2 separate regions of the Homo sapiens genome follow, and region 2 is linked to region 1. The links are chromatin loops, found by intact Hi-C in ENCODE. Cell type or tissue: sigmoid colon. All regions are shown on one strand.

Evidence for each region. A loop is a pair of places that touch in the nucleus more often than their neighbours do. Peaks named below come from ENCODE experiments on the same cell type or tissue, not always from the same donor. Only the 100,000 strongest peaks of a DNase experiment are listed, where the experiment ranks them.
Region 2: it touches region 1 in a loop (2.3-fold over the local background); 9 of 110 quality-filtered maps call a loop at or near these places.

What each region holds. Positions count from the first base shown.
Region 1 is chr5:135,329,758-135,334,757 of GRCh38, reverse strand. MACROH2A1 (macroH2A.1 histone) reads left to right here. Exons shown (of 9, transcript NM_138610.3): 9 at 1-377. PITX1-AS1 (PITX1 antisense RNA 1) reads right to left here. Exons shown (of 6, transcript NR_161235.1): 4 at 597-1,000. Among named protein-coding and RNA genes, the nearest start is that of MACROH2A1, 67 kb to the left of the region's middle. In sigmoid colon, a CTCF peak has its summit at 2,015 (motif pointing right); a DNase peak (open chromatin) is centred at 867.
Region 2 is chr5:135,241,684-135,246,683 of GRCh38, reverse strand. All of the region lies in intron 3 of PITX1-AS1 (PITX1 antisense RNA 1), which reads right to left. The region is part of intron 2 of LINC02900 (long intergenic non-protein coding RNA 2900); the gene reads left to right. Among named protein-coding and RNA genes, the nearest start is that of LINC02900, 4.0 kb to the left of the region's middle. RefSeq lists an enhancer at 1-57. In sigmoid colon, no CTCF peak of the experiment used is centred here; DNase peaks (open chromatin) are centred at 2,593, 3,023 and 3,673; H3K27ac peaks cover 908 bases.

The DNA.
Region 1 (5,000 bases):
TGTTCCAGACCGTGTCTGACTTAGTGTAACCTAGGAGATTTTATAGTTTTATTTTAATGAAACCCTGATTGACGCACAGCAGTGGGGAGAACAGCGTCTTTTACCTGTCACCGAAGCCAGGAAGCCCCGTTTGTAAGCGTGTGTTGTGGTGCTTTATTGTACATCCTCCAGTGGCGTTCTTTTTACTCTAATGTTCTTTTGGTTTCCCCCCTCAGAAGAATCATGAATTTGCAACAGACCTAATTTTTGGTTACTTTTTGTCTTATTGATGGATTTGAAAATGAAAGATTTAATAAGGCAAAGCAGAATCTGTTGTCCTTAATTATATTTGCAATTTGGAATTTGTGTGAGTTGATTTAGTAAAATGTTAAACCGTTGTTGTGACTGGTGTGTTCCAGTTATTGTGCCCGTGAGTCACAGGTCTTAAGTCGGCTTCTGCAGTCCCAGGATGTGGGGGCAGGGCAGTCCATCCCCCTCAACCCCCACCCTGCTCCCACAACTCCTTGGATGCTCCACAGTGTTCACTGCAACCTGGGTGGGTGTGGGCCATCTGCTGGCCCCAGTGGTTTGTAGAGAGAATTTTTATAAAGTCTCACCTTTTGGTTCTGTGTGACCCTTGGGCCAGGGTGTTATCCCCATTCCCCGTTCCACAGATGAAGGAGGGAGTGTATCCAAAGCCGTGCAGGTGGCATGTGGCAGGCTCCAGACCCTGAGCCCAGCTCTCTCCTACCATTGTCCCCTTCTGACAGTCTGTGACTTAGGGCTGGGCCTGGCCACTTGCTGATGAAGCTGCTGGAGCCTCATTCCCTCTGCCGAGGCTGCTGGGTCTGTCATCCCTGCAGGACAGGATCCCTGGCAGAAGGGTGCGTGGAGCTTTCCAAGGAGAAGCCGCCACAGCCAAGGCTCCTGGGATGTGCTGGCAGCTTTCACGTGCCTTCTCACCGCCAAGGCTGTTGAGGGATGTTGATTATCTAGGAAGACCTCAGCCAAGCCAGAGTAGCTAAAATATATGTTAGCAAAACATGGACACTTTTTGCTTCAAAGGGCACTTACACCTTAACCTAAATTTGCCTAAAATACACAGAAGACTCTTTCCGTCTCTTGAAAGAAAGAAAGAGGAAAAAAGAAAAGAGAAAGAAAAGAAAGAAGCCTGCGTCTAAAGCAGACTTTAACCAGGAAGAAATATGCAGTACACTTCATATCGTGGCCGAATGTAAAGGATCATTTTTCCTTCCCAAACTGTGCCTAATACAAACTCCTCAAAACAGAAGGTCCTAGACCATCACACAACCAATCTTTTCCATGAAAGGCAAAGATTTCCAACTTAAACCTGAAAGTTGATTTTTCAAAATTTTATCTGAACATAAGGAGTTATGTTACGTTTCTTTTCCAAGATCTTTGCTGGGTCTAGATTATGTATTCCTATTTCTTGATTTGAAATGAGAGAGAACGGTGGAGGAGGTGGGGGACTGCATTATCTTTTTAAGAAGCTGATCTTAAAATGATACCACTTCATAGTTAATACCAGCAAACTGCTTAGTCAAACCATACTATGCGGCCCTCCACCCAAGAGCATTGTTTGTGCAGGTAGGATCTGCAGTGTGGATGGAGGGTAATGGAAAATTGTGGCCACTGTTAGCTGGTCAGACTGATATTTACTGTATGTCAGGTACTGTGCTGAGTCCTTCATGGGTATCATTTCGTTTGGTCCTTGCAATAACCCTATAGGGCAGGTCCTATTATTAGATGCATTTTTTAGCTGGAGGTGATCACACTGCTGAAAAGTGACAACCAGATTCAAATGCAGAGTTTCTGACTACTGTGATATAGGGTCCCGGATGGCACGTGCTTACCAGCAGCCAAAGAGAGTCCATTTGGCCTTGGAATTTCTAACTCAGAGACTGAAACACAGAGGGACTTGTAGGTGGAACCAAGGTTTAAATGACTTAATTGGATGGGCTTACCTTTGGAGGAACACCATAGAAGCAAATGTGTTTTTCAAAGATCTTCCACTAGATGTCACCAAAAGGACTGAGAACTAGAGAAAAGGGCTGCGATTTCTGCTCTCCTTGTAAGATTGCACAAAAGAATAAATTGCATTTATCGCTGTTTGCATGAATGATTTACCATAATCACCTAAATGTTTCTAAACTTTGAATAATCCAAAGTGCATCATGCCCTGTGATGTGGGCACACTGTAGAAATTCTTTTCAATGAAACTGAGGGAAAGTGAGCCAACAAGTTGCCTGGGGTTCCCACCATTGCTAAGCCACTCAGTTCGTTTTTAAAACTGGGATCAAAAACTGTTCTCTGATGTCAGCCTCATGCTTTAAGGGGGGAAAAAAGCTCATTACTTTTAAAAAATTGGTGCAACTGCAAGGAACGTCTTGAAATGCACACATGCCTCTATTCAAAAGACAAGTTTGCACTTAGTAAAACTTAACAGAAATGCAAGTATTTTGTGAGGGGGTAAAATCCTGCAGGTTCTAGAGAGGTTAAGTGTTGCAGCCCAGCCCTTCTCTTCACTGTAAGCCTTCAGAGGCAGGCTTGCAGTGGGTGTCACCGACAGAGCTGTCCCATCCACTGTCGCTGTGCTGAGTCCCCCCAGCCTCCCTCGAACTCAGAGCCATGCAACCCTGTGATCCAACAGCAGCATTAGGCAGACAATACCCACTCCCATTCATTTCTCAAGAACAATTCTTGCCCTCAACAGCTGGGCCCTGCCCTGAATAATCCAGACGATTTTCTCAGTGCTCCTCCATGGGCCCCTTTAAATGACATCTGAGATCTAACGCAATGCTGTGGCTCCAACTGGTACTGAACTGACAATAACAGCCACTGTATGTGTGTGTCCTCTACATACATCATTGACTTCTCATGGCAAACCTATGAGGTAGGTAATACTATCTCTGTTTTACAGACAAGGAAACTATGACACAGAGAGGTGAAGTGTATTCCCTAAGGTCACACAGCCATGAATGGTGGAAGTGGGATTTGAACCCAGCTCTGACTCTACAACGAGCTCCCTGGAGCTGAACTCTCCTTTGCTATCCATCCCAATATTTTGTTCTTCAGGTTATACAGGGCTTCTTACGTGCTCACTGGGAGCTCCTGTGTGGCTGGCCCTGGGAACATAAACAGAACTTGTTGGATGACAGATGAATAGGAATGTGCATTTAAAGCAATCCAGTGATCAACAAGGACTTACTAAATGCTTTCTATGAAAGAGGCCTCGGATTAAGGGTTTCTTACAAAGGCAGGTAAGCAAGCATTGTCCAGCAAGCACTAAACTCAGAGAAGTACCTGCTAAAAAGGCAGGGGCTCAGGGCAGGGAGTTTTGCTCACTGGCTGAGCAGGCTCAGGGAGGGCTTCTTGGGGCAGAAAACCTAGTGCTGAATTTGATAGGAAAGGTTGGAATCTCCCAGGTCAGGAGGGCAAAGCAATGGGTAACAGATGGCAAGCTGGCATAGAGGCTGCTCTATCAGCCCCAGCTGGGGAGCTCCTGCACCCTCTCTGTGGAGAATCTCAGTCTTCACCCGCTTCCCACCTAGGACAGCCACTTCAGCCCTGGCCTCTGCTCGCTACACGCCATCCCCAGCATTTGGAGTTGTCTATCCATGGATTTGTCTGTGGCAGAATTCCCCCTCCCATTCAGGGTCAGGTGACTGTATTTGGTCACAACTACAGTCAGCCCTGCCAGAGGAATTGGCTTACACTAAGGCAAAAAAAGAAGAGGTGGGTGTCCCATTCTCACCCAGCGTCCTGCCCCTCCCAGTCCTGGGGGTGGTCAGCCTTTCTCAGGAGGTGGAAGCCCTCACTGGGCCTGTCCACTCTGGGCCTGTCTACTTTGGGTCAGGCAAGCCTCTCAGTTCCTCATTTGTCACTCAGGCTGCCTCGTCCATCACCCCGAATGGTCCTGGAAAAAGGGCTTGCTCAGTTTACTCATTAGCAACTATGATGTTTAATTTTTGCTGCCGGGCACTCCTGGCCGATGTTATCTTGGGAGCTGGCCTTGGTGCCGCCTTCCAGTGATCCACCTGAAGGCGATGGGGCGAGGAGGGAGTCCTGGGACCCACTCCCTGCTGAGAAGGGGAATGCTCAATGGCTGGGGCGAGGCCACCTTTTCTTCGCCTTTTCTTCCACTTATAACTTGCCTGTTGTGTTTGCTTCTGGGGGCCCCCCATATCAAAACAATATCACATGAGCCTCCTGACAGGCAATAACACTGCTCATTAATCCCCAGCCCCCGCCCTGCCCTCCATGCTCCTCCGCAAAGGTGTGTAAATAGAGTGGCCTTTCCCTGACCCTGGAAACCAACCCAGCCTGGGCTGCCTTGTCAAACTCACAGAAGAGTGTCTTAGAAACACTCTCTCCATAGGAAGCACTTCCTCCTCACTCCCCTTCTCCCCACTAAGCGACTCCCACCCCTCCCACACTCACCCATTTCCATGGGTGCACACGCACACACACATACATTCACGTGCACACAGCGAGGCCCCAGAGCCCTCTGTGTTAGCAGAGTATAGAAATGAAGAACATGCAGACAAACACCCTTTGAACCGGCCAGAGAGCAGCCAGGATTCTGTCTCCCACAAAACATAGCTGACACTACTCCTCCAGAGGCCCTCCTTGGCCTAGTTTGCTCTGTGAAGTGACCGGAACTGTCTGCAGATCTTCTGCTAATAACTCCCTTGGCTAACTTAGAACAGGGTGCCGGGACTCCCCAGCGTCTGATGGGGGACCCAGCACCCACAGCAGAGGACAGCAGCCACTCACCACCACAGTCTGCACACACTCAGTGTCTGCATGAATGTGCCCTAGAGCACTCCTAGCAGGTCGTGTACTCCCTGGCAAGGAAGCCCTCTGATGGCCCTGCTGGGCCAGAGGAGGAAAACAGTCCCAATGTCACAGGTTAAAGGTCACCGCCTTGGCTTCAGGTTTGTAACTGCTCCTTGAGGAGAGTAAAAAGCTGAAAATCCCAGAAAGACACCCTCCAAATC
Region 2 (5,000 bases), 88 kb after region 1:
AAAAACTTGGACAAGTCATGTAACATCTCTGAGTCTCAGTTTCCCCATTCTAATGCCTGTTCACAGGGCTGTCCTAAGGATTAAAAGAGCTAATATACATCAAGTCCCTCACACAGTCCCTAGTGCATTGTACCTGCTCAACAAGCATTTGCCCTTTCACTGGAGAGAGAATGACCCGTGATGTCTTACAGAGTTCAGGGAATCCTCTGCCAATCCCCACCTACCCTCCCCTTTGCACCCAGACCTGAACTCTGGGCACCCCTGCAGCTGTGGCAGGAGAGGGCAGTTTGGTCCAGGGTTTCCTTCCTGGGACAACTGCTCCCTAGAGCCTCAGCACCAGTTTCAGGTCTTCCTTCCTGGTAACCCATGGCAACTTTTCTTTCTCTGCAGCCTTTCTCCTCTGGTCTTTTGGCCAACAGGTCCTGACCACACTTTCAGCTTCTGGTCCTCATCTTTCTCCAAAGAGCTAAAGACTGCAGTAAGCAGCTTCCTCCCTGCGGCCTGAGTCACCCTACCCTGCCCCTCCCTGCTCACTCTCCCAGAGCAAAAGAATTGAGTCTTCCACTTTAACCCCCACACCGGACTCCCCTACCTCTCCAAAAACAAACTTCTCTCCCAGACCCTCATTTTCCAGTCCCAGGACTGGAAACATCACCTTCAGGGCTGCCACATACAGGGCAAAGGCTGTGCACTGCCCAATAGGGTCAGGGAAGGTCACATACACTGACATGTGTGGGCACCCTCGGATTGAGCAATAAGGTGGCCCTGTGCCCGATGCATACATTGAACCTGCATTGTTGGCCAACATTTGCTGAAACCTTCTGCATGCCAGATCATCTCCTTTAATCCTCACAATCCTATCAGGCAGGAACTATCAACTCCCCCACACCCCTGAGAAAACTGAGATCAACACGCAGCGAATGCTGGAGCTGAGTGAGGTGCCTGAGCCAAGACCTGGAAGAGATGAAGGGTGAGACTGTCAGGTGGAGAAGCTGGGGTGTAGACAGCAGAATCGAAGAGGCTGTGGGAGCTAAGTCAGGGCAGGGACATTCCTGGGGCTTTGCCATCCTTCCTTCCCACCACTGGGGCTGGCCTCTGATGCTGGGAGCAACTTTATAAAAAGCAGACTCTCCTCACGACAGTAGGGAGGAGACTCTATCTACCCACCCCACTTAGGACAAAGAACTCTAGAAGAGGCCCTGTGTCCACAGGTGATAGCAGGGCTGCCCTAAGTGAAGGGGGACGTCCCTTTCTGGGGCCTCCACAGCCCAGTTGGAAACCCTCAGCCTAGAAACAATAGAACACAACAGACACAGTGACTGTGTTTGAGCCATTTCACTGTAACTTCATTTTCCTACTTTTATCTAGTCCCCAAACATTATATAATTTTTAAATGGAACAAAATTTTAGCAAATATCAAAGGTGGAACAAGTGGAGGCAGATGTGGAAAAGAAGAATGAAGAGGAAAAAAAGAGAGAACATATGAAGATTGAGAAGGTGAGGGCGAGAGGAAACCATCAGAGCTAAATGTGAGACTTTTTGCCATTTTCAGGCCCATCTTTCCCTCAGAGGAAACAGTGATAGCTCCCACAAGCAGAGAGTGGGAGCTGCGTGAGGCCTCACCATCATCTGCAACAGAGGTCAGAGACACAGCCCGGCCCCTCTAAACAGAAGAAGGGGGCAAGAAGAAAGGGTCTGGCCAAAACTGGGGACTCCAAGCCACCTGTTTGCCCATCAGGGTCCCAGACCACAGCTGCCACTTTGGGCTGAAACTCCAGGGGCTCCTTGACAACTCCTGCTTCTAAGGAAGCATCTGCTGGTGGCAAGTGCCCGCCACCCACTGAGCCTCCTCCAACAAGGAAATTGGGACCCAGACTCCTAAGGCTAATTCTGAGCCTGTCCCTGACCTTCTGCTCAGAGCAGCCACCTTCACAACAGAGAACCCTTTGGGGCTGACCAAACACTTGCCCTTGCGGGCCATCACGGGAGACTGAGAGGAGCTCCTACCAGCACACACACACCCATCACTGTAGGCCACTAACTTCACAGGAGAAAGAGCCTTGCCTGGGTCCCAAGCACAGACACATAGCCACAAATAGGGGTGACACAGTCAACAACTTTCCATCCCAGTCTGAATGAGGTCCAGCAAGGCCTTCTTCTAATGCCAGAACCAAGAGGGACCCGGAAGTGACAACTGTGTCATGGTAGCGGTCAATTACCCATGCTAGTAACACATCTGTGCTGGGTCTCAGGGTCACCCAGATGGTAGGGGGATTTATGGCCCAAACCTGACTTCCCAGAATTCAACGAATTCAGGAACAGAGAGAAGCAGAACCAGAAAGAGCTCTCTTCCAGGTCTCGCTGGGAGCCAGTATATTTTTGGAGGGCTTTGGCCTCGCCGGCTTGCTGTACTTTATTGCTGGCAGAAAGATGGGAAATTTATTACTTTACAAATCATACCCTTTGCAGCATAAATGAACTGTCTGGCTGCAGCACGCTCGAGCCTAGATGATTTGCGAAATGTCTAATGGTAAGCAGGGTTATGCTATCTGCTTACGGCCTCCGAGACAAAAGCAAGCCGTAAGGCAGAGCATCTGCACAGTGTAACTCTAGGCCAGCAAATTGGCTGAGACGCGTAAATGTTGGCTCAGCAGCATTACATAATTCGGTGCGCTCGGCCGGGGACTCAGAGGAGCACAGGGCAGCCCCTCAGCCCAGGGAGCCGGCTCTGACGGGGCTGTGCATGACAAGCGGGGCACCAGTGGAGTTCAGGGCCCAAGGTCAGGGTCAGGCCGAGCTCCACAGCCTGGCTAGTCCTGAGGCCTGCTAGTGATCAGAAGGCTGGGGCGGACCCCTGGGACTGCCACGGCAAGGCAGTGCTCTCTACATCCCTTCTGCTCCAAATTCCCCAAACCTGAGGTGAGGGGGATGGTCTTGAAATCATTACAGCCCCAGTGTGCAGACAGGAGCTGGTCAGCACCCACGGCCCATGGGGTGTTCCCTCTGGCCCGGCTGGCAAGAGGAGAGGACTGATCACAGGATCCATCATTACCACTGACAGGCTCATCCACCGCCTGTGATGCAGGATGTGACTAGAAGGGAAGGGAAGGCATGCCCATGTATACAGAAAACCGAGCAAGTCACTTGATCTCTCTGAGCTTCAGGGTCATGTGAGTGGTAGTGCAAGACCCGAAGTCAGGCTGTTAGGATCTTGCTCCTCATGTATCTATGCTTTACATGGCACTTAACGCTCATTATCATCATGAAGCACTCAGAACCACCCATGCAGTATGCATATCATCATCCCCATCTGACAGGTGAGCATATTGAGGCTCGGGAGAGTCATAGCACTTGACAAGGCTCATGCGGCTAGTGAGTGGCAGAGCCAGGATTCAAGCTCAGGATCTACTGGTTCTAAAGCTTCTGGGTTTTTTTTTTCACACAGCACTTCTCTGCCTCTCATAATCTAGGGTGTCATTTCACGGCCCCCCATCATCTCACACTGTGCCGTTTGCTGGACCGGGGGGTCCTCAAGTGAGGCCTTGAAGGTTGGACTACTGACCCAACATAAGCTCTGCTGGGCCCAGGCATGCAGTAGAGGTATTGACTCAGACAAACCTTCTGTTCTTCTTGGCTCAGGGACTTGGGTGAACTTCCCAGAAAGGAGAGGAGCCAGCAGAACTGGCCCACTTTCAGATGAGCCAAAGGACACTGCCTGAGTGCAGAGACAATCTTAAACTCAGGCTTAGGATGTACAACTGGGAAAAGGTCAACTGGTACTGCTTCTCAGCCTGGCAAAGTCTTTAGCTGAAGAGTAAAAACAAAAAAGCTTTCGAACCATTGATTTAAAAACAGGGAATGGTATTTTTAAACACTTTAACAAAACTGTCTTGTTACCATGGCTAACTTTGTGCCACTTGGCATTAAAAATAAAAGGCTGTTTACTGAATACCTATCCAAAAATAGCCTCACTTCTATTCACAGCCTTGTGAGACAAGCAGTTGGCCCCAATGATATCGTTCTCTCACTCACTCACCTAATACATCCATTCACCTATTCACGCCTTCAGCGAAGCTCTCTCTTCAATCCCAGCAACAGCCCAGCAGAAAGGGTCCTTGGGATTTTCAATTCTCTCCACGTCAAATGCCAAGTACAGATTAGACCCCATGATCTCTGGAGAAGCTTAAATTCAGCTAATGGACTTTTTATGGCATGTAAACTTTGCCCTCAGTAAGGAAGCCTGTTAGCCACATAAATAGTGCACACATGTCCACATGAAGCCCAGACTGCAGGAGGGTGACAGTACCCACTGTCAGCACCACAGCCACCAGCGGGATGAATGTTTTCCGGCATTCCAACCAAGGCCATTGGCGTGTCTCCGTCAGAACATTTTTGGCACATAACTAATACCTTGTATGACAGCTGCTCAGGAGAGGGTGAAGCAGGCATTCACTGCTAGGTCTGATCTCTTAAGAGAGCCCCTTAAGGCCCAGGAAGCTTGGCCTTGACCCAGGCAGGAAGCCACAAGGGGAATATTCTGGATATGAGCCTATGCCAGCTTGAGTCATTCCACACCCCCTGCTTCCAAGGGCCACGAAACTAAAGGAAGTTCTTTACCCTGCAGTCACATACTCCAGGAGGCTCTCGTGGCTCCCCTGACCCCAGGGGTACTCTTGTGGAAGCACAGGGAGAGGAAGGCAGAAACACTTCTGGGCCCAAGTTTCTGTGCTCTTCTAAGCCAAGTGCCAACACCAAAACAGGCAAAGACAAGAGACTTTTCTCTTGGCACATGCATAAAACACAGCCCCTATGCACTTGTCTTGCACACCCTTTTCTGATGGCAACCTCCCCCAGAACTTGCCTATGGCAACAGCAGCCACCAGGAAAGTGACCAGGGAGGACAAAGACTCTGAAGACACCTCTACATTCCTTTGATGAAACCAAGCAAGGCCATTTGCTCCACAGATCTCACTGTGGTTGAGGACACAAGAAACCAGTGC